Linked DNA regions of Mus musculus: regions 1, 2 and 3 are each linked to region 4. A link is a loop called in an ENCODE intact Hi-C map of the cell type or tissue named here. Cell type or tissue: heart. All regions are shown on one strand.

Region 1 (5,000 bases), 740 kb before region 4:
GAAGGACATTTGCTGAATAGGGGAATCCAGCTTGACTTGTGTTTCCTATCAGCACTGTAAAGGTTAAGTTCCGGGTCGTCTTGTCCTTTATCATTGTGAATGCATCATGCCACTTTGTTGAGTTCCTTCTATGTGCCTTTTCGCATCACTACATAGCTATACTTAAGACATCAGCTGGAGCTCCCCCTTGCTCAGAAAGGAAGGGCCTTGTCCCAGGGCTTCCAGTGGCTACCTGAATCCACAGATGGGACCAGACCTCATCCTGTGCACACACAGAGGGCCTTTCTCATCCCAAGCAGGCTTCTGTCTTATCACATCTGCTCTGTGGTTGGTATGAGAGCACTGCGCCTTCTTCACAGCTCTGTGGGTAGAGGATTCATTCTTTCAGGTCACCACAGCCAACCTGGCACTCAGCACTTTTCTTTCCTTATTAGTAATGATCTCTCTGGAGGAAGCTGCTCTGGGCAAGTGACTCTCCAGGGCCACTGCAGTAGTAAGCCAGGTGCAACTAAGAACAAGCAGCCAATCTGATTAGTGGGAAGGAGGAATCTACTGTGGATACTCAGCATGAAGGAAGGTTCCATATCCCTGGATGGGGGAGGGGGAGAGGGACCATGGGGTGGGGTGGGAGTCTGCTCAGATGAACTGTATATCTCTGGTCTTCTATTTAATGTTTTCAGACTGCAGTTGGTGGGCAACTGAAACCTGGGCAAGCAGGGCGTCACACGGGGACTTATGGTGGATGTTTCTTCATTCTTAGCCTTTCTGGGCTTTACTGAGCTTCTAGGATCCATGACTTGATGTCTTAATGGGAAAATTCTCAGTCATATCTTCCTCAAATATGTTATATATTTTCTGCTTGTAGACTAACAGTGTGGATGCACTGGAATTAATTTTGTGTACCTCAGATTCCTCTTGTTCCCACCTTGACTTGGCCCCAGGGACCCCCCCCCCAATTGTATCCTGTCCCATCCCATCTGCTGCTAAAGGCCTTGCACAGATTTCCCTGGTGTTGCATTGTATGTGTAGATTGGGTTTTCGCTGGTAGAACTGCCATGGCTCTTATATTTTATCTTTCTCTTCAGATTCCCCATATATTTTCATATAGCATCCACCTTTCAGGCCATATGGCATGTTTAAAGTCCTCTGTTTCTCAGAGCTTGGTCGTTCCTGTCTGGCTTTTACTGAATGTTATTCAGTAAACCATGTGGTTGCTGGGAATTGAACTCGGAACCTATAGAAGAGTAGTCAGTGCTCTTAATCATTGAACCATCTCTCCATCCCCTGTGTCCCTTTCTAAGGAGTAATCAGAGGCCACCCTGGTGACCATTTCAGGACCCAAGCTATCTCATCTAGTAAAGGAACATGGGATTTGTATTTTTTTAATAATAGAAGAAAAATTAGGTCATACTAATCTCTATTTAAATTTTAATTGTGTTCATTATACATTCTAATTGCATTTGTTTATTTGTTTTTGTTCACTTATCGTGGAAATGACTTATATCTTCCCACTATGTGGATTCTGGAGATTGAGCTCTGTTCCAGCCACATCCTCTGCTCTCCTTCTGTTTAGTGCCCACCAGGGTCTCCTTGGTATTGGAACTGTTTGTGATAAACGATGAAAGTCAGGAAGGCATCTATATTAAAGGACGAGGGGCAAGGGGTGGCTCTGGCCTGTGTTCTGCCAGCAACAAAGCAGGGCCTCCTACTGTTCCAGTTGACATCTGAAAATAACGAGGGCCCTGATGGCTAAGGAGTCAGTTATGTCTGGGCCTTACTCAGTTGCTGAGGCCATGGGCTGAATCTGCCTCCGTCTCCCTGTTCTCAAGGCCTTGTGTGGGTTGGTTCTCCCTCTGCCAGAGAAGCTCTGCCAGGAGCAGGGTGCATGAGTTACGAATTAGTGCCCGTGTCTAGCTTGCCCTGTCATTGTCCACTTCCACCCCCATAGGCTTGGAGGAAACTGGCTCTCACCACAGGCCCCTGGAGAAAGAGAGCCAGGGTGGAACCAGGATCTGTAAGGGCCTCACTGGGCCCTTACCCACAGAGATATGTCATCCTATGTGGTGTGAAAGCCATGCATTCAGGACTGTCACATGAGGTGAACATTGGCTAACACATCATTTCAATGTACTTAATTTGAAGGGTGTCAGGCCAACCTAGATGTTTTTAAAGATGGACAGCTGTCATAGTGAATCAGTTTCTCCCAGCTTCCAGCCACACAGTCTGGCTGGATTTGACGCTTATCAATGCGTGTGAGTTTCCTCTTTAACACACCCACAGGCTCCAGATTAGACTTTTAACGTCCCAAGATGTCCCAGGCAACCCCCCTTCCCCTAATGAAGCCTTGGGCTTGGTGGGATGGAAGTGATAATTACCCAAGGTTATCTAGGCAGAACCCAACTCAGCCAGAAGAAGACTATAAAGCTAAAAACTGGGCAGAATGAAGGGAGTTACGTTCTGCATGCTCATGTAGGGTGCAGCCCCATTGGATGTCACTGGTTAGACGCTCCTTACCTCTGTTCCAGGAGAGAAGCAAGAGCAAGCCTGCCTAAGCAGACCACCACCCCAGCACAGATGAGCCCGGGAAAGTTCAGGTTCTGTGACTTCTAGGCTGCCTCATCCTCTCATGGTCACCATTTCAAAGGGTCCAGCATCCCTAAATGAGGTCTAGACTTCGCAGGAGCCTGAAGACCTGAGCCTGCTGGCTCCTCCTGCGGATTCCCCTTTGTACCACACGGTGGCACCAGAGAGCAGCGTATATTCTGTAGGGCCAAGGAAGAAACCCAAGGGCCTGCAAAGGACATGGGGAATGCAGCTTCTAGAAGAGACACCATCAATCTCGATGACATTTTACAACCCCTAGTCTCTGCCCATTTCCTCCTCAGGGAGGCCTATCGTCACTCTGCCTCGCCTCCTGTGCTTTCCCTGACATTGTCTGTGGTGAAGTGTGTCTCTCCTTCATCCATTCCTTTACCCAGGTCAGGGCTCCTAGCAGCTCTGGGTACTTTTCAGAAAAAACAAACAAACAAACAAACAAACAAACAAACACACACACACACACACACAAACCAACCCAAAACCTTCCCCTGTAATCTGTGTTTTCCTAAAATCACATACACAACCAAATACGAGCGGGAAACTACAACAACCTATTTAGGGGACCTGGCAAAAGAAGAGCATTGGACACGAATTTCTAGATCAATGATAGCACCACAAGGCAGCTGTGGATCCCACAGCCTTACTTTTCAGCTGCACAGGCAGCCTTCAACTCACAATGGAAGCGTGACAGCATCTTAGCCTTCACAGCGACTTAAGAAGGTTACAACCACAGAATTCCAGTGAACAGGAAAAGAGAGGCGAATCACTTTGCCAAGACCACAGAAATAATCAATAGCGGAGTCCGAATTTGAGGCCCTAGAGCCTGGTTCACTGAGCCCATGGGAGTTTGGGGGGTGTGGTCAGCTGCTGCAGACTCCTCACCTTTTATTCACAAGGGTTATTGCTGCGCCAGGACTGAGGTGGCCGTCCCTCCTTGCTCCAGCAGGTGGCGACAAAGCACCGACTCAAATGTGCTCCTGACCTGGTAGTAAACTTGGTTTGGCTGAAAACATAACCTGCACTTGGTCATGGGAGATGTCTTTCTTGGACTCAAATAAAAGTTGCAAATGGGAGAGTGACTGGGCTAGCAACGAATCTGCCAACATTATGTCTGCAGCCAGTCCCAAGAATAGCTGATCTCATGTGGTTTGGGATCTTAGGGTGGACCAGATTCAATTTCCTCCTGAGAACTCTAGGCCTGGAAGTTACTAGCAGCAGAGCACACTCAACAAGTTCACACACGCACTTATAGAAAGAACTTGACGATAGCAGTGATTTTTAACAGCTCAAAGTCCTGTACCATGGGTGGAAAGGGCTTGTGTGCAGACACACACACACACACACACACACACACGACTTTCATTAGCACCGGTTTTATAATATTCCTAGACTTTAGTATTTTGTTTTTATTTTCACTTTTATCATGGAATTTAAACTTTCCTCTTTATTCTTTCCCGACTCTGGGTCACTTTGCCTGGGTCCACTCTTAACCCTGGGTCACTTTGCCTGGGTCCACTCTTAACCCTGGGTCACTTTGCCTGGGTCCACCCGTCTCTTCTTTTTCCTCTATGTGCAGTGCAGGGCAGCACTGCACTCCACTCTCACTAGGCTCCCCTGTCCTGCAGCAGATTCTCAGCTTTTCCTTACCTTTAAATATCCTGACAGCAGTGGCTAGTGCTGGGGTGATGTGTGTGTGTGTGTGTGTGTGTGTGCATTTGTGTATCTAGACTGTTGCCGTCATTTTCAACCCCAATAAGCCCATATAGAAAACACACAATTCAGTTATATTTATAAGCTATAAGCCTACATTAGGCAGATCTAACACGACACTAACTTATTCTCCAGCTATGAGACCCTTTGCACCTACTTGTATTTTTTTTTGGGGGGGGGGTTGGTTTTTTCGAGACAGTGTTTCTCTGTATAGCCCTGGCTGACCTGCAACTCACTCTGTAGATCAGGCTGGCCTCGAACTCAGAAATCCGCCTGCCTCTGCCTCCCAAGTGCTGGGATTAAAGGCGTGCGCCACCACACCCGGCTATGAGACCCTTTGCTACTTGCAGTTCTCCTGGCCAGGTGGCTCTGCTCCATCTTGGCTTCCCCCTCTTTGTCCTCTCTCCTTCCTTGTCCTCCTCCTCCTTCTACCTGCCCCAAGACCCCCTGTCCCAGCTTTCCTTCCACTGCCCAATCATAGCCTCTAGCCTTTATTTGACCAGTTAAAATGGGGAAAAGGTTCACCTAAGATCACTTGAGTACATGATCAGCTGCTTGTCAGGGAGCAGCCTCTCTTGAGGAAGCAGAATTAACATCAGAATACAAACAGCATCAGGGCTACTCACAACGTATTCCCCCCTTTTGTCCAATAAAAATGCTGTTTTCTCTCAGATATAAATTGAACATAACCC
Region 2 (5,000 bases), 53 kb before region 4:
ATGGAGGTGGCATCAAGGATCTTTCTAGAAAAGAAATTTCACTTTCATTTCACTTCCTGGAGCCCCTTTAATACTCAAATCATATTTTTTATATTTTCCCTTTCTAAGCTTGCTATGCTTATTCAACCCGCTCTTCATGAGACTTAACCAGAGAACAAAATCTAAAATGGGCATTTCTGAGACTTTGTCAATGCACTTAATCTGAATCTCTTCACCTTAGCCTTAGGCAGACTCTTCAGACAAGGGCAAAAAGCAGCCTCGTTCTTCACCAAAATACTACAAAAACAGTCTCTAGGCCACATATTGAGGTCTTCTCCCCTAAAACCTCTTGGGCCAAGTCTGCACAGTTGAAATCACTCACAGCAACAACATCTTCCCTATTCCTACTAGGATAGCTCATTAAACTCCATTTAAAGCATTACACGGCTTTCCAAATCCAAAGTCCCCAAATCCACATTCTTCCAAACAAAACCATGGCAACACCTATCACAGTAACACCCCAGGCCCTGGTACCAATTTCTGTCTTAGTTAGGTCTTTACTGCTGTAAACAGACACTATGACCAAGGCAACTCTTATAAGGACAACATTTGATTGGAGCTGGCTTACGGGTTCAGAGCTTCAGTCTATTATCAACAAGGCAGGAACATGGCAGCATCCAGGCAGGCATGGTACAGGTGGAGCAGAGAGTTCTACATCTTCATCTGAAGACTGCTAGCAGAATACTGACTTCCAGGCAGCTAGGAGGAGGGTCTTATAGCCCACACCCACAGTGACACACCTACTCCAATACCTTCTAATAGTGCCACTTCCTGGCTCGAGCATATCCAAACCATCACAGAGTGCATAAGCACATATACAGACAGGTAAGGTTTTTCACAAACAGATGTGCTATTTCTGTGCTCATTTTTTAAATGTATTTTTAATAGAAGCATACAGACGTGTCATTGCTGTCATTTGTTGTCAGTAGCTTTTGTATATCAGATGTGCTGTTCAATCAACACTTTTAATGCCAAAAACTTTTGCTCCTTGGAGAACCCATCCCTATTAGAGGCTAGCCCTAATTCCCCATCTCCCACTAATCTACTGTCTGTATAACTTAGCTCTTCTAGACATTTCATATAAATGGCATTATAGCACATTCTCTTTTGTGGCTGAAATATTTTTCATAGGTTTGGTCATGACATAACTTGCAAAACTCTGTAATTGCTCAAAAATATTCCACTGTATGAATATATATTCATCTGACAATGAACACTTGCATTGTTTCCCCTGGCGAGTTGTTGTAACAAAGATTACTATAAGCATGCAAGTAGTTTTTGTGTAGACATATTTCCATCCCTCTTCAGGGAGACACAGGGGGAGGGAGATACCCTTGCATTTTAAGGGGCAAATTGGTGGGAAATGGGGGTAAACCAGTGTAGGTGCAAATGGCAGGTTGGCAAAGTTTTAATAGTATTTGAACTTTCAGAAGACTAAAGCCTGACCTACAGAAAACAGGCTGGAGGCAGAAAGGACTGGAATGGGTGGGGGCGGGGAGACAGTTGGGTAAAGGTGGAGCGGAAGACAGGTTCCTTAGCTATTTGAGAACCTAGGAGTGAAATAAGTTTGAATTTGAGTGGTGATGACAGGAGTGGTGTGATTCCAGATGAATCCGTATGAGACAAGGGGGATTGTGGAATTCAGGGAACAACCAGCAACTTAGAAGGCAGACATATATCAAGGAAACACGGAATGTCTTTAGTGGTTTAGGTAGGGATCCCATCAGGACCTGCTACAGGGCAAATCAGGTCGGTGGCACAGTAGCAGCAGATAGACGCGCTCTTCGGCGAGGTCATAGAGAGATGACAAGCAAAGTGGAGAGGTTCAAAGCCTGAGTGTCAGTTCTGGATCATGTGGCCACAGGTAAACTTGACTTGTTTCCTTACACTTGGCAATCACAGGTTGAATTAGCTCGTATTTTCAAAGTACAGAGGGCACAGGAACTCTTAAGAAACGCAATCAGTTTTCATTCCTTTGCGCTACCCAGATGCAAAAGTAGGAGCCCAAATCTGAAGACCCTCTTTTTCCAAGTTGGGACTCCAAGCACAAGACAAGTTGGAGGCTCCGCCCCTGCTCCAGCCCCTGGGCTTCCTCGTGACTACAGTCCCGACAGCCCTCGCGCGCCACGCCCACGCCCACGGCTCCTGCGCACGCGCAGCTCGAGATGCGACTCTGGGCTGTAGTCTAAGCTCAGCTTTGACAGAGGCTCCCGGGGGGCGGACCCTAGGTGTCGCGCGCATGCCTGGCAGGGCTGGGCAGCTCTTCTCCGGTGGCTGCGGTTCGGACGCCTCAGCTGGGCCTAAGATGGACCTCCCGGCGGTGCTGGCCGCCCCGGCCACGCGCGGAGACCAACATGGCGGTGGCCCGAGCCGACTTCGCCGCGGCGCGGGGCCGTCCCTCGGTGCCGGTCCCGGGCGCCGTCGCCTGCTGCTGCTGAGGGGCCCGGAAGATGGCGGGCCCGGGCCGCGTCCAGAGGAGGCCCCGGGGCCCAGCCCGCCGCCCCCGGAGGACGGCGGCGACTCCTTCGTGGTACTGCTGGAAGTGCCGCGCGCGGCCGACACCCATGGTCAGGAGGAGGCCGAGCCCGATTCGGGCGCGAGCCCCACGGAACAGGTCCCGGCCGCCGCCCCCGGCGCAGCTCTGGCAGGCACGGTCACCATCCACAACCAGGACCTCCTGGTGCGCTTCGACCGCGGCGTCTTCACGCTGGCTGCGGCGCCCGCGCCAGCCGCCCCGAGCCTGCATCCCGCGACCACCCCGGGCCTGGAGCCCTCGAGCGCTGCTGCGTCCCGCCGCGGGCCGGTGGCCGCTAGCGCTGGCTCCCCGGCCTACCGCTGTCCGGAGCCGCAGTGCGCGCTGAGCTTCGCCAAGAAGCACCAGTTGAAGGTGCACCTGCTGACGCACGGCAGCCTCCAGGGCCGGCGGCCCTTCAAGTGCCCGCTGGATGGCTGCGGCTGGGCCTTCACCACCTCCTACAAGCTCAAACGGCACCTGCAGTCGCATGACAAGCTGCGTCCCTTTAGCTGCCCGGTGGGCGGCTGCGGCAAGAAGTTCACCACCGTCTACAACCTCAAGGCGCACATGAAGGGCCACGAGCAGGAGAGCTTGTTCAAGTGCGAGGTGTGCGCCGAGCGCTTCCCCACACACGCCAAGCTCAACTCCCACCAGCGCAGCCACTTCGAGCCCGAGCGGCCTTACAAGTGTGATTTCCCCGGTAAGCTGGAGACGCGGACCTGCCGGGGCGGGCGGGACCCGGCGGGGTCTGGACCCAAGGGCCAAACTGTCGCTTGTTTGGGCAGGGTTTGCGGAGGTCGGGGTGGAGGCGTTACGCGCCCTGATCTAAATGAGAATAAGGCAAAAACACTCCCGTGTTTGTTTTGAAGTCCCTTTCAGGTACTTAGATATGAAGCTCTGGGTTCCTACAGCCAAGTGGCATGCACAATCGCAGCTATCCGTGGGGAGGGTACAAACCTTTGTTAAGATGCTTACATTGGAAGTGACCTCTTCTCAGAGTTGAGTCAGGACTTTATTTTTCTCAGTCTACTCGTTCAACAATACCAGAGGAGTCAGAGGTCCAAGATACATAAATCGAAATATGCCACCTTAAAATACTGAGGGAATGAGCACACATTGGTGCTTCTCTGGTCCCTCTCCAGCCTCTCTGGAAGCCCCATTGATTAGAGGACACAGAGCTCCCAAGGACGCCTCGAACATTGGATCAGACCCCTGTCCTTTCCAATATTATGAATAGAGTGATGCTCCTTCATCAGGAGCCGGTGTGTGACACAGCTGTTTTTGTGTCTTTTATACTGATTTTTGACAGACTAATCAGTTTCTGGAATCATGTCTGTTCTTTTTACTTTTAGCCAGCATCTAGCTTGCACATTAACATTTATATACACTCTGCACTAGTAATGTGCATTGTAGATTATTCTCATATGAAGATTATTATTATATGTAGGGTATAGCACCTGAAAAGGATATCTTGTGTGTTGTATGGGGCTGGGAGGAAGAACCAGACTTAACTTGTACAAGCAACAGATTCTACTGTTGTATTCTAGCGTGCACATCATATCTGATAGAGTCTGATGTAGAAATCATCAGGCTGATGATTGAAAACATGCAGTCATTTCCTAATCCGAGAATGATGATGGCTGCTCTCACCCTAGCAAAGGTAGCACCATTCTCTATCATACTGGGAAGGACAGGGGTCCACTCACTTAAAAGCATGAGGTGCCCCTGAGGGTCTTGTGCTGGCAGATCACTTAGGCTTCCATAGAAGCTGGGAGAAGGAGCAGGGGAACACCACCTTTTCGTGTCCAGTCAAGGAGAGGTTGTTTTGACAACATGAGCTAGGAAGTGGCAGTGGGAATGGTGTGGGGCTTCAGGAAAAGATCACAGAGTCAGGGTGAAAGAGCTTGCCTATTGATAGGGGGTGGTGAGGACTGTTGCTAAGGCAGAGAATGCTAATGTTTGGATTAACCTAATCACATATACCCTAAATAGCAAAGCAGACAGCTTGAGGCTAAGGAAGAGGATTTTTGGATGGAGCAGAAATTCCCTGGGCTGTTACTTGTATGTAGGGCTGTATAGTGATTGTATTTTAGAGATGGGGCTGTGAGAACAGAGGTGAAGCTGGCAACCTGAATAAATGGGTAAAAGATAAAGAGGAACCAGATGGTAAGATGCGGGGTGTCAGTTGCAGAAGCTGGAGGGAATTGAAAAGTGTGGAGGATGCAGATTCCCACTCTAGTGGGACAGAAAATCTGAGCTAGTAGGATGGTTGCAGCCCTGCAAAGCTGTGTCCGACTAAATCTTGATGGTTAGTGTTTAGTTTGTCCTGCTCATTTCTTTGGTTTCAGACAGCGTTGCCAACTGAGTTTGTAAAAGACAAACCTAGTTTTTGCAGAGTTGTCTACAAAAGTGGCCAGCAAATGCTATGTTTGGAAGACAACCTCTT
Region 3 (5,000 bases), 70 kb before region 4:
CATTCATTTCCACTTTAGGGCCTGTCTTCCCTCTGTCTGGAATTTAGTTCCCGCAGAGTTTCTCAGCATTGAGGATTCTGATCTTCCCTTTCTTGGGGAGCCTTTATCCCCCTACTGCATTGCCCTAGTAACCAGCTCATCACAGTCTTGTTCATAGCTAGCTGTAATTCTTGTTGCTGTGGCTCGGTGTCTGGTATACAGTAGATACTCACTAGTTGTTCTTCGAAGGAATGAATTCATCAGCAATGTGCAGTATAGACCCAGGCACTAATTCATCATCATTGCACTCATTAATAATTAATCGTTGCACTCATTCTCAGGATCAGGGAGGCTAATGTAAGGGACTACCCATGAATTCCAGGTGCCTGTGGTACACATAAGGCAGGAAAAAAAAAAAAAGAGATGGGGCCCCTGGCAAGCAGCTTCCAAGACCTGAGATATTCTTCCCTTTTTTCCCTACAGTGAAGGCATCTGTGAAGCTACAGTATATGGATAATATACGCTGGATCCGAGAGGCTGCCAAGCATCAGCTGGTGAGAGCTTAGCTTGGGGACAAATGGGTACTGCAGAGTCCTGGAGGAGGCTGAGCTGCCCAAAAAAACTGCTCAGAACCAAGCTGCAGCCATAGGGATCTCAGCACAAACCCAGGACCCATCTTGCCATGCCCTGAGGGATGCACTGTGTTGTGTGACTGTTGACAGCAGCACTATAGTGGACGCCTTATCCGGAAAAGGGAGTGTAAAAGGGTGTCAGGGTAGCAACAAGGAGACACTGGAGGCCTTAGACGACGTGGATGGGAGTATAAAGCAGTATAATCTGACCGTCCCGTGCTGTCTGTAGACCTAACAGGATAGGAACAGATTTCAGGATCCTACGGGCACTGTAGCTAAAAGGCCAAGGCAGTCCAAGGGGTTCTTGGCAGACAAATAGATCAACAAAATGCCTCTCCTTACAATGCAACAAGTAAGGGCATTCTGCCAGTCACTGTCACCTGGGTGAAACTGAAGGACACGATGTTAAGTGAAATAAGTCAGTCACAGAAGAACAACCCCATGCCAGGTGCCACTCTCATGCAGCTCCTGGCGTAGGCAAGTCATAGGCAGGGAATTAGCAGGGTGGATGCTGGGGCTGGGGAGGGCTTGAAGAGTCAGTGCTTCATGGGGATGGGGTTTTGGTTTGGAAACATGAAAGTTTCTGGAACTAGATGGTGGGCTAGCTGCACAGCACTGACAGGCTGATGTCAGCAAGCAGCATGCTGAAAAGTTACGAGTGTGTGTGAGATGTATGTTATGTTAGCTAGGGTTTCTATTGCTGTGCTGAAACACCATGATGAAAAGCAAGTTGGGGAAGAAAAGGTTTATTTGGACTCTGACTTTGCCTTTCTTGGGGATCCTTAGCCTCCTAATGCATTACCCTAGTAACCAGCTCATCACAGTCTTGTTCATAGCCAATCGTAGTTATTGTTCTTGTGCCTGGCTTGGTGTCTGGTACACAGGAGATACAACTCAATCATAGTTGAGTAGTTCATCATTGAGGGCAGAACCTGGAGGCAGGAGTTTATTCAGAGGCCAGAGAGGGGTGCTGTTTACTGTCTTGCTCCTCATGACTTACTCAACCTGCTTTCTTATAGAACCCAGGGCCACTAGCCCAGGGATGGCACCACCCACAATGGGCTGGGCCCTCCCCCATTAATCCCTAAGAAAACATCCTACATCTGGCTCTTATGGAAGCATTTCCTCAGTTGAAATTCCCTCCTTAAAAAACAAAGAAAAGAAAAGAAATTCCCTCCTTACAGATAACTCTTGCTTGTGTCAAGTTGACATAAAACTAGCCATGACAGTGTATTTTACTGATTTTTAATGAGGATAAAAAGGGTATCCTGGGGGTTCTAGAGCAGCAAACAAGGTCTTCCTTCATCCAGTTACTCCACAATCTCTGGAGTACCTGTGGCTCAGGCACCTGTGAGAGTCCCGCTGAGTGCCCCGGGTTGGTGGACCAACCTCCATCTATGACACGAAGGCAGTGGTGTTGGATCTTGCAGTGTGCCTCTGTGACCCTCGATGGGCTCAGCTCTACCCAGGCCCAGAGCTAAGCACACTGATGAAGGACAGCACCAGCAGGGGACAGATGGTTGGCCAGAAAAGGTGTCTGATAATAGAGAGCCATCGGCAGGCCCTGGTTAGAGAGGAAATTAAATAAAGAAGAAACATTTAGTTCACATGACTAGGCTAGCTAGCAAGTCTCCGGCCAGAGGTTTCAGAGCCAGGAGGGAACTGTCCCCATCATGAGCCATCCTATCCTAGCATCATACTTTGCATGTGTGCCCCCATAAAACTATGTGCCAGCCACAGTCTCTATGACCAAGTTCAAGTCAGGGAGCCTGGGGCTGGGGTAGAAGGAAGGCTGCAGGCAGAATATACAAGCCATCCAGAGAGGCCAGAGGACCTGGCAGCAGGATGCAACTGTCTGGGGCTGCTACAGGAGGTGGGTTCTCCTTAGTTAACCTCCCCTAAAAATTTTCCTAGTGTGTCACAAGTGCGTTTCCATGAGCCTTCTAAATCCACCCAGACTGACAAGGAAGATTGACTACCATAGCCATGTTATATCATTTCTTTCCTCATTTCCCCCAAGAAAGCTGAACACAACACAGCACCAATTCAGAGTTAACAGATTACAAATACATAGATGGATAGATAGATAGATAGATAGATAGGCAGGCAGACAGACAGACAGACAGACAGATAGATGGCACAAATCTTACAACCCTAATTTAAGCATTTCAGGATATAGTTTTAGGGTATGAAGCACATTCAGTGCTGTCTTGCTGCTCTTGCCATCCATTTCCAGAACTTTCTCATCATCCTGAAACAGGTTTTACTAAACGCTATCCACTCTCCGTTCCCAGCCTAGTGCTCTAGGGGCCTCCTAAGAGTGGGGCAGTGCAGAGTTTGTGCAGTATTTGTGTAGTCCTGATTAGCCAGCTCCACCTGGCAGTCTCAGTCTTTCTGTGCAGCATGAATCAGAATCCTCTGCCCTTCCAAGGCTGGAATGTTACAGTTTTTCCCTCTATAACCCAGGTTGGGGCTTGGTTTCAAGATCCCAATGGATACCACAGCTCTCTCAGATCCTTAATACACATGACCTCATGTTGGCACAGAACTTACACAGGCCCTCCATGTGCCCTACATTGCCTTTGGATGACTTGTTAGACCTAAGACAAGATAGAGGCCATGCAAACATTAAATATTGACTCACTTAGGAAATATTCACAAGAAAAAAAAATCCACATTCAATACAGGTGGGTTTTTCTTTTCCGAATGGATACCTGTGTGTGTGTGTGTGTGTGTGTGTGTGTGTGTGCTGATTGATGTGCATATAAGTCTGTGTTTGAGGTGGCCAGAAGTTGACCATGAGTGTCTTCCTTGTTTTGTCTTCACTTTTTACTTACAGAGGCAGGGTCTCTTGTTCTACCCAGCACACACTGTCTAGCTAGCTAGGCTGCTCCAAGGATCCATGTTAGCCCACTGAGCCCTGGAATTACAGGCGGGCTGCTTTGCATGCTCAGCTTTTATGTGATGCTGAGGCTCTGAACTCTGGTCCTCATACTTGCATGAAAAACATTTGATGCACTCAAGTATCTCCCCTAAACCTTTTTCTGATTTTTTTTTTAAAGATAGGATCTTATGTAGCCCTAGCTATCCTAGAACTCACTCTATAGCCTCAAACTCACAGAGGCTTGCCTTTTCCTCCTGGGTCCTGGGATTAAATGTATATGCAATTACATCCAGCTGTCCTGAACACTCTTGATCATGGTTTGTTGAATGAGCAGGAGCAGAAGCTGGAGATATGGGCTCTGTTCTATCACGTGGATAGACTGCATACTTCAGGTGCTGGACACCTGTGTTTTCTCCACCTCTGAGTCTTGTGAACAATGCTGTCATACTCATAGCTATGTAGAAACCCACACCCAGGGAGTCTGGATTCATCTCTGTGGGGTCCACACACCACTCAAAATTATTTGCATCCGGGCTGAGAACTGTGGAGCTAAGAAATGACTCTTTCTCATTCCTGAACACTCAACTGGCATCTCCTTCCAAAGGTGCAACAAAAGATCCTGAGGTCCGAGTACCAACCTATAGAGAGGTTACCCATCTCTCTGGGCCTCAGTCTCCTCATCTGTGTGATCAAGCTTGTGACAATAATGCAGTATTTTCCTGAGGACTCAGTTGTGGACTGTGGGGAGAGTTCTTGCAGCAAGTCAGGCTTGATCAAGTCTCACATTGGTAGTTCTGTTATGATGTGGAAAGGGCTCAAGGAGGCAGACTCCACAATAGGAAATCTCCATCGTACACATGGAGTCAGTCTCTGGGGGGTCCCTTAGGGATGGACCCTAAGGAAAGGGACATAGAATGAGGTAACCCAGACTTCATGAGAAGTTCATTTGTGGATTTGCATTGGCCCACCAGTGTGGTATCTAGTGGGCTTGATGAGAGATGTACCCCAGGGCCCTATACTTCAGAGTTGCCATGCATCTCTGGTCCTCCGAGGTCTCCCTAGATGAGCCAGCAGGCTCTGATATCACTCACGTCTCTTCCATACCAAGCCCTTGGATGTGTTTTGGCTGAGCTGCTTTCTCATTCTCTCCTCTGCAGGTGGTGGGCTCCCAGGCAAGGATCCTGTACTCAGACCAGAAAGGCCGTGTGGCCATTGCTGTGGCCATTAACCAGGCCATCGCCAGTGGGAAGATCAAGGTGACTGACCTAGCCTGTGCTTTAAGAAGGTTTCATAGACACCTTATCACAAAGGCCCTGCCTAGGGCCTCACAGCAAGAACTTTCCACTCACACCCCAGTCTGCCCTTCCCACCTCTCCAATCTTCTGAGAGAGCTGCTGCCACCACCACCCCACCCTAGTAACAAGGAGCTTTCACCGTCCCTAGCTGAGTTCCCTTGTAGGGACACTAGGTTCCCTGAAGTCCTTGGATTCTGTGGAGCAGATGGA
Region 4 (5,000 bases):
GGCATCAGGCACACATGTACACACATGCAGGCAAATCACCCATACACAGAAATCTTTAAAAAAAAAAAAGCTTTTGAAAAATACATAAATTTGGGAGGGGAAAGGAATGGATCAGGGAGGAGTTAAGGGGGAGGAGTTGACGTGAATATGATCAAAATACATTCTCATAAAACTCAAAAATTTAATAAAAATATTTGTAAGGGCTATAGAGATAGCTTGAGAGTTAAGAGTAGGCACTGTTCTTCAACACCTATAAGGAAAATCCTTCTCTTCTGGCCTTCCCAGACACCTGCACACATGTGACAAACATATAAATGTAAATAATAGAAGTAAGTAAATATTAAAAAACAAAACAAAATTCTATGCATTGCATGCACACATCCTTTACTTTTTCACTAAAAAAATTTTGACTACTTGCTGCAACATACATACACTGCTGACTCTTCAGGACCTGATGTCACGTGAGGAAGGCAGCCAGCCTCCATGATGGGTGGAATGAGAACAGGGGTGAACACTGCTTCAGGGCTCTGTCGGTCCTTGAGAGGAATAGCCCCTGCATGGAAGCTTTGCTTCTCAGGAACATTCTGGCATCCACCAGCATAAGTGAAGAATCCTGTAAGATGGCTGAAACCCACAGTGGACCTCCTCATCTGCCCACAACCACCCCCAGGACCTCCTCATCTGCCCACAACCACCCCCAACACACACAAACACCCTCATGGTTTCCCTTGCACTGATTGCTGATCCACTTTATATAGAAAGTTCATGTGAGCTGGATGTAGTGACACATGAGTGTCTAAAGGTTAGGATTAACCAAAAGCTACTTGAGGGCGGGGGGGAGGGGTGCTTATTTGGCTTAAGCTTCCACATCATAGTCCATCACTGAAGGAAGTCAGGACAGGAACTCCAACAAGGCAGGAACCTAGAGGCAGAGGCTGATGCAGATGCCATGAAGGGGTGCCACTTCCTGTCTTGCTCCCCATGACTTGTTCAACCTGCTTTCTCATAGAACTCAGGACCACCCGCCCAGAGATGACGCCAATGGATGAGCAATCAATCACTAATTTCGAAAATAACTTTCGAAACAATCACTAATTAAGAAAATGCCTGCCGGGCGTGGTGGCTCATGCCTTTAATCCCAGCACTCAGGAGGCAGAGGCAGGTGGATTTCTGAGTTCGAGGCCAGCCTGGTCTACAAAGTGAGTTCCAGGACAGTCAAGGCTACACAGGGAAACCCAGTCTCGAAAAACCAAAAAATAAAAAAAAAGGAAAAAAAAAGAAAAAAAGAAAATGCCCTACAGCCGGATCTTACAGAAGCATTTTCTCAATTGAGGGCCTCTCCTTTCATATGACACGACCTTGTGTCAAGTTGACATAAAACTAGCCAGCCGATGGGTCCTTCCAGGTCAGTGGGATCTGTGTTCCAAGATCAGGGTCATTTATAGTCGACTCAATAAGCATGTCTTCTTCCACAAACAGGCATTTCATGTTGGTACTTGGAGCTGGGAGGGCTTCGTTTTGGGCAAAAGGGTGGAGCTGGATGGCAAGGTCGGATGTGCAGCAGCACGTGCATTTAACTGGTTAAGAATCTCTATTTTTTGGGTCTTTTACCGAAATTTAAAGTCTGAAACCCGTGGCTTTGCGCACACACACACCCCTAGCAAAAAAACAAAAACAAAAACAAAACAAAAAAAAAAACGAGCCCCTCATGGGACGCTGGGAGTTTTTTCAATCTTTCACCATTCTCAACTTTGCAACGAGTTCTCAGGCTTAGCGCTACCGTCCTAGGTCCCTTGCTCTGCCACTGCCGCATGGACCTCCGCTCTGCACACTCCAGCTCTCTGAGGACCTGCCAGTGGCTGAGGCTTCCACCGTTCCCTGTCTGATCAACCTCCTGAGCGCTCGGTCGCATGAGCGCCCACTGGTGGCCAAGAGAAAGCTATGTTTGGCTCAACCACCGCAGTCCCTCATGTAAATGAGGACAACCAACTCAAAGGACAGTGGAAACGCCCCTCCCTAACCACTTTCTGCATTTAGGTACAAAGAGGCGCCCTGTTCTGGACTTGCTGTGTCAGTGGTAGAAGGCTGCACTGCAGTGGAGAGAGGAAGCAGGGGACCGGTGCTGGGCAGAGTAGACGGAGATCCCGAGAAAGACAAAGAAGCAGGGGAAAGGCTGGGACGCACCAAGAGAAACTGCAGCCAGGCAACAAGATGAGCTCCTGGGAGCCGCCAAACATTAAAAGCTGAGGTGGCAGCTGCAGCGCATGAACTCACCACGCTACCTAGGCTGCAGGCCTCGCCTGAGTCTTCTGCTTCCTGTAGTGAAACTCCTCAAAGAGCAAATGATCAGGAGGCTCCTAAGTCAATTAGTGGGGGAACCATGCCTGGCCAGGTTACCCTTTCACCTACTAAAAGAGTAACTGCATTTCCTGAGGTGCTCTCTCCCACTATGGCCAAGAGTCTAAAGGGACCAGGGACAGTTTTCCATTCAGAGAACACTAAGAGGTTCACAAAAATGCTTCACGGAGGGGCCAGGCTGCCACCAGATCTCCATGGAGCTGATGCCACTTGGTCTCTGTGCTCAAGTGATGTATGTACCCCCAGCCCTTGCTTCCCAGGCTGCCCACCTCAGTGCCTGATGTAGACATGGTGTACGGGACTAGCCTCTGAGCTAAACTACCAGTTTTGAGAGTCCTGCTGGGCCTGCCTGCAAAAGACCATCATAGCTGGGCCTGCTGGATCGTATTTAAAAGGGAAAGAAAAGGTCATGGGACCCTCACCAATCAGTAGCCAGTCAACCCTCCCAAACAGCTTTATACAATTCTGTGAGCGTGGCTTGTAGTCTGTCTCAGGTCTCCATCTATGTAACTATAAGAGAGTCATCATCCCTGCTGGATACAGACTTTCCACTCCAGCCCACGCTCCTCTCAGTAACCCCTCACCCATGTGCTATAGCAGTGGGTCTCAAATCTGCAGCCCTTTAATACAGTTCCTCATGGTGTCGTTACCCACCCCCAACCATAAAATAATTTTATTGCTACTTCATAAACTTTGCTACTGTTGAGAATCATAATGTAAGTATCTGTATTTTCCAATGGTTTTTGTCGACCCCTGTGAAAGGGTCATCTAACCCACACAGGGGTCAAGACAGGTGGAATTATACCTCAGCTGGAGACTTTCTGGTTGGAGAAGGTGGGTGGGAGTAGACATTGTTTAATGTCTCTCCCTGGGAAGGAATTTTAGTAACAAGATACTATTAGATAGATAATGGCCAGGTCCTTGACATGCAATTCCTCTTTTGTTGAGGTGGGGGCGTAGGGTATGCTGCAGTGCCCTGGAGAACAACAAAACCCTGGCTGTGCTTCAGCCCTCAGTGCCCCGGTTTGGTATGCCACTTGAGCATGTCTGCTACCAACTCACAGTAGGGATCTGTGCAGAGAGCGCCCCTCTCTCAACACCCAGGCTAAACTGAGACACTGCCGCAGCGTGAGGGTGGGCTAGCACACAGGGCCCTGGCCTCCCTGTCTTTGTCTCCACCCCGTGTCCTTTCATTCACACGTCCTCCTTGTGATGAGTCTGGGCTGGAGTTGCTTTGAGATGTTAGTTCTGTTCTAATTTCTTTTGAAGAGCTTCCAGACAGCTTGCTTGGTGGCTGTTTCTCTACTGCTCCTGGTGGGTAGAGAGTCTCTGCTTCCCATCCTTGTCTGTCTTGGCAACACCATCTTCTGTGTTATTTATCAATAGTGGCGTCTCACCTGGGCTCTGACTTTAAGTTCTCTCGTTTGTGACAGACTTAGTGGCTGCCTGTATATAATTCAAGTCCCTTGCTCACTGGGGAGCAGGGTTCTTTACAGTTTGTCTTTTACCCTATCAAGGATATCTAAGTGTCATATCAATGTCTAACTGTCCCAGGGAGGGTTACAGATAAGAGCCAGTGGGGCTGAGACGGTGGCCTTCTCTGTTCTATCTGAAATTAACCTGCCTTGGGTTTCTAGAAGATGAGGTCACCCTGGCCTCCAGGGGATGCCTGGAATTAACCATCCTCTCCACCAGGCTATGTCCTGGAAGCTGTATGCATCTGACTACAGTCCAGAGTTTAAAATGGGATGTTTAAGGAGGAATCACTCAAAATGCAAATAGGTGACCAGACTCCTGAGGGGGTCAAAGGAAGGAGGTGCCCCATGGGGTAACTGAGGCAAGAGTCTCCCAAAGGACTGGAGAGATGGCTGGGTTAGATGCTTGCTAGGAGGCCTAATGGCCTGAGTTTGATCCTCAGAACCCACACAGTGGAAGGAGAGGGATGATGCCCTGAAGTTGTTCTCTGACCTTCACACACACACACACACACACACACACACACACACACACGTGATTTCTTTGAGTTAGTACAGAATGAGAAGGTATGGGGAAGTAAAATAATACTAAGGGTATGTGAAAATGTATAAAGAATCATACTTCCCATATATAAATGAACACACACAAATACTGAAGTTATGTCACTTGATCTGACAATGCTTTTCATTAGAGCCATATACAAACAAAACAAAACAAAACAAAACAAAACAAAACAAAACAAAAAACAAAAAACCCCAAACACCAGCATAAGAAATCCCTTTTTGAGTCAGGGGAGTCAAAACAATATAAGCCGTTGTTATTGTCCTTGGTTGACCCTGAGGGTCAAAGTTCTTTTTCACTGAAGCTGCCATGTACTTTGCACACAGGTCTTGGAGGATCCAAGCTGTGTCTGACCTGTAGATCTCCTCTCTGAGGACTCACTTCCCTAGCACAGGATGGTGCTGCCCAAGCTGCCAAGGGAGGAAAGCAACCAAAGGTCCTGCACCGCAATGATGCCTATGAACCACATGACCAGCAAGCATGGCACTCGTCTTGGCAGTAATTACCAGATCCCTAACTTAAGTTAGGCTAGTTAGGACTTAAGTTGTGGGCTAGTATACTGGCTAGTTTGCTATCAACTTAACCCAAGCTAGAGTGAGTCATCC

What was found. A loop is a pair of places that touch in the nucleus more often than their neighbours do. Peaks named below come from ENCODE experiments on the same cell type or tissue, not always from the same donor. Only the 100,000 strongest peaks of a DNase experiment are listed, where the experiment ranks them.
Region 1: it touches region 4 in a loop (12-fold over the local background); 25 of 42 quality-filtered maps call a loop at or near these places.
Region 2: a loop joins it to region 4, with 2.1 times the contacts of the local background. A loop is called at or near these places in 8 of 42 quality-filtered maps.
Region 3: a loop joins it to region 4, with 2.1 times the contacts of the local background. A loop is called at or near these places in 2 of 42 quality-filtered maps.

What each region holds. Positions count from the first base shown.
Region 1 is chr6:89,676,838-89,681,837 of GRCm38, forward strand. No RefSeq gene overlaps it. Among named protein-coding and RNA genes, the nearest start is that of Vmn1r40, 35 kb to the right of the region's middle. In heart, CTCF peaks have their summits at 2,731 (motif pointing right) and 3,538 (motif pointing right); a DNase peak (open chromatin) is centred at 3,534.
Region 2 is chr6:90,367,315-90,372,314 of GRCm38, forward strand. It overlaps Zxdc (ZXD family zinc finger C), which reads left to right and starts at 2,180. Exons shown (of 10, transcript NM_173002.3): 1 at 2,180-3,254. The coding sequence starts at 2,345. In heart, no CTCF peak of the experiment used is centred here; a DNase peak (open chromatin) is centred at 2,187; H3K4me3 peaks cover 3,181 bases; H3K27ac peaks cover 1,649 bases.
Region 3 is chr6:90,350,622-90,355,621 of GRCm38, forward strand. It overlaps Uroc1 (urocanase domain containing 1), which reads left to right. Exons shown (of 20, transcript NM_144940.2): 15 at 463-533; 16 at 4,653-4,751. Among named protein-coding and RNA genes, the nearest start is that of Zxdc, 16 kb to the right of the region's middle. In heart, no CTCF peak of the experiment used is centred here; no DNase peak of the experiment used is centred here.
Region 4 is chr6:90,420,777-90,425,776 of GRCm38, forward strand. The region is part of intron 2 of Cfap100 (cilia and flagella associated protein 100); the gene reads right to left. Among named protein-coding and RNA genes, the nearest start is that of Cfap100, 5.2 kb to the right of the region's middle. In heart, a CTCF peak has its summit at 1,926 (motif pointing left); a DNase peak (open chromatin) is centred at 1,925; H3K4me3 peaks cover 665 bases; H3K27ac peaks cover 438 bases; H3K27me3 peaks cover 455 bases.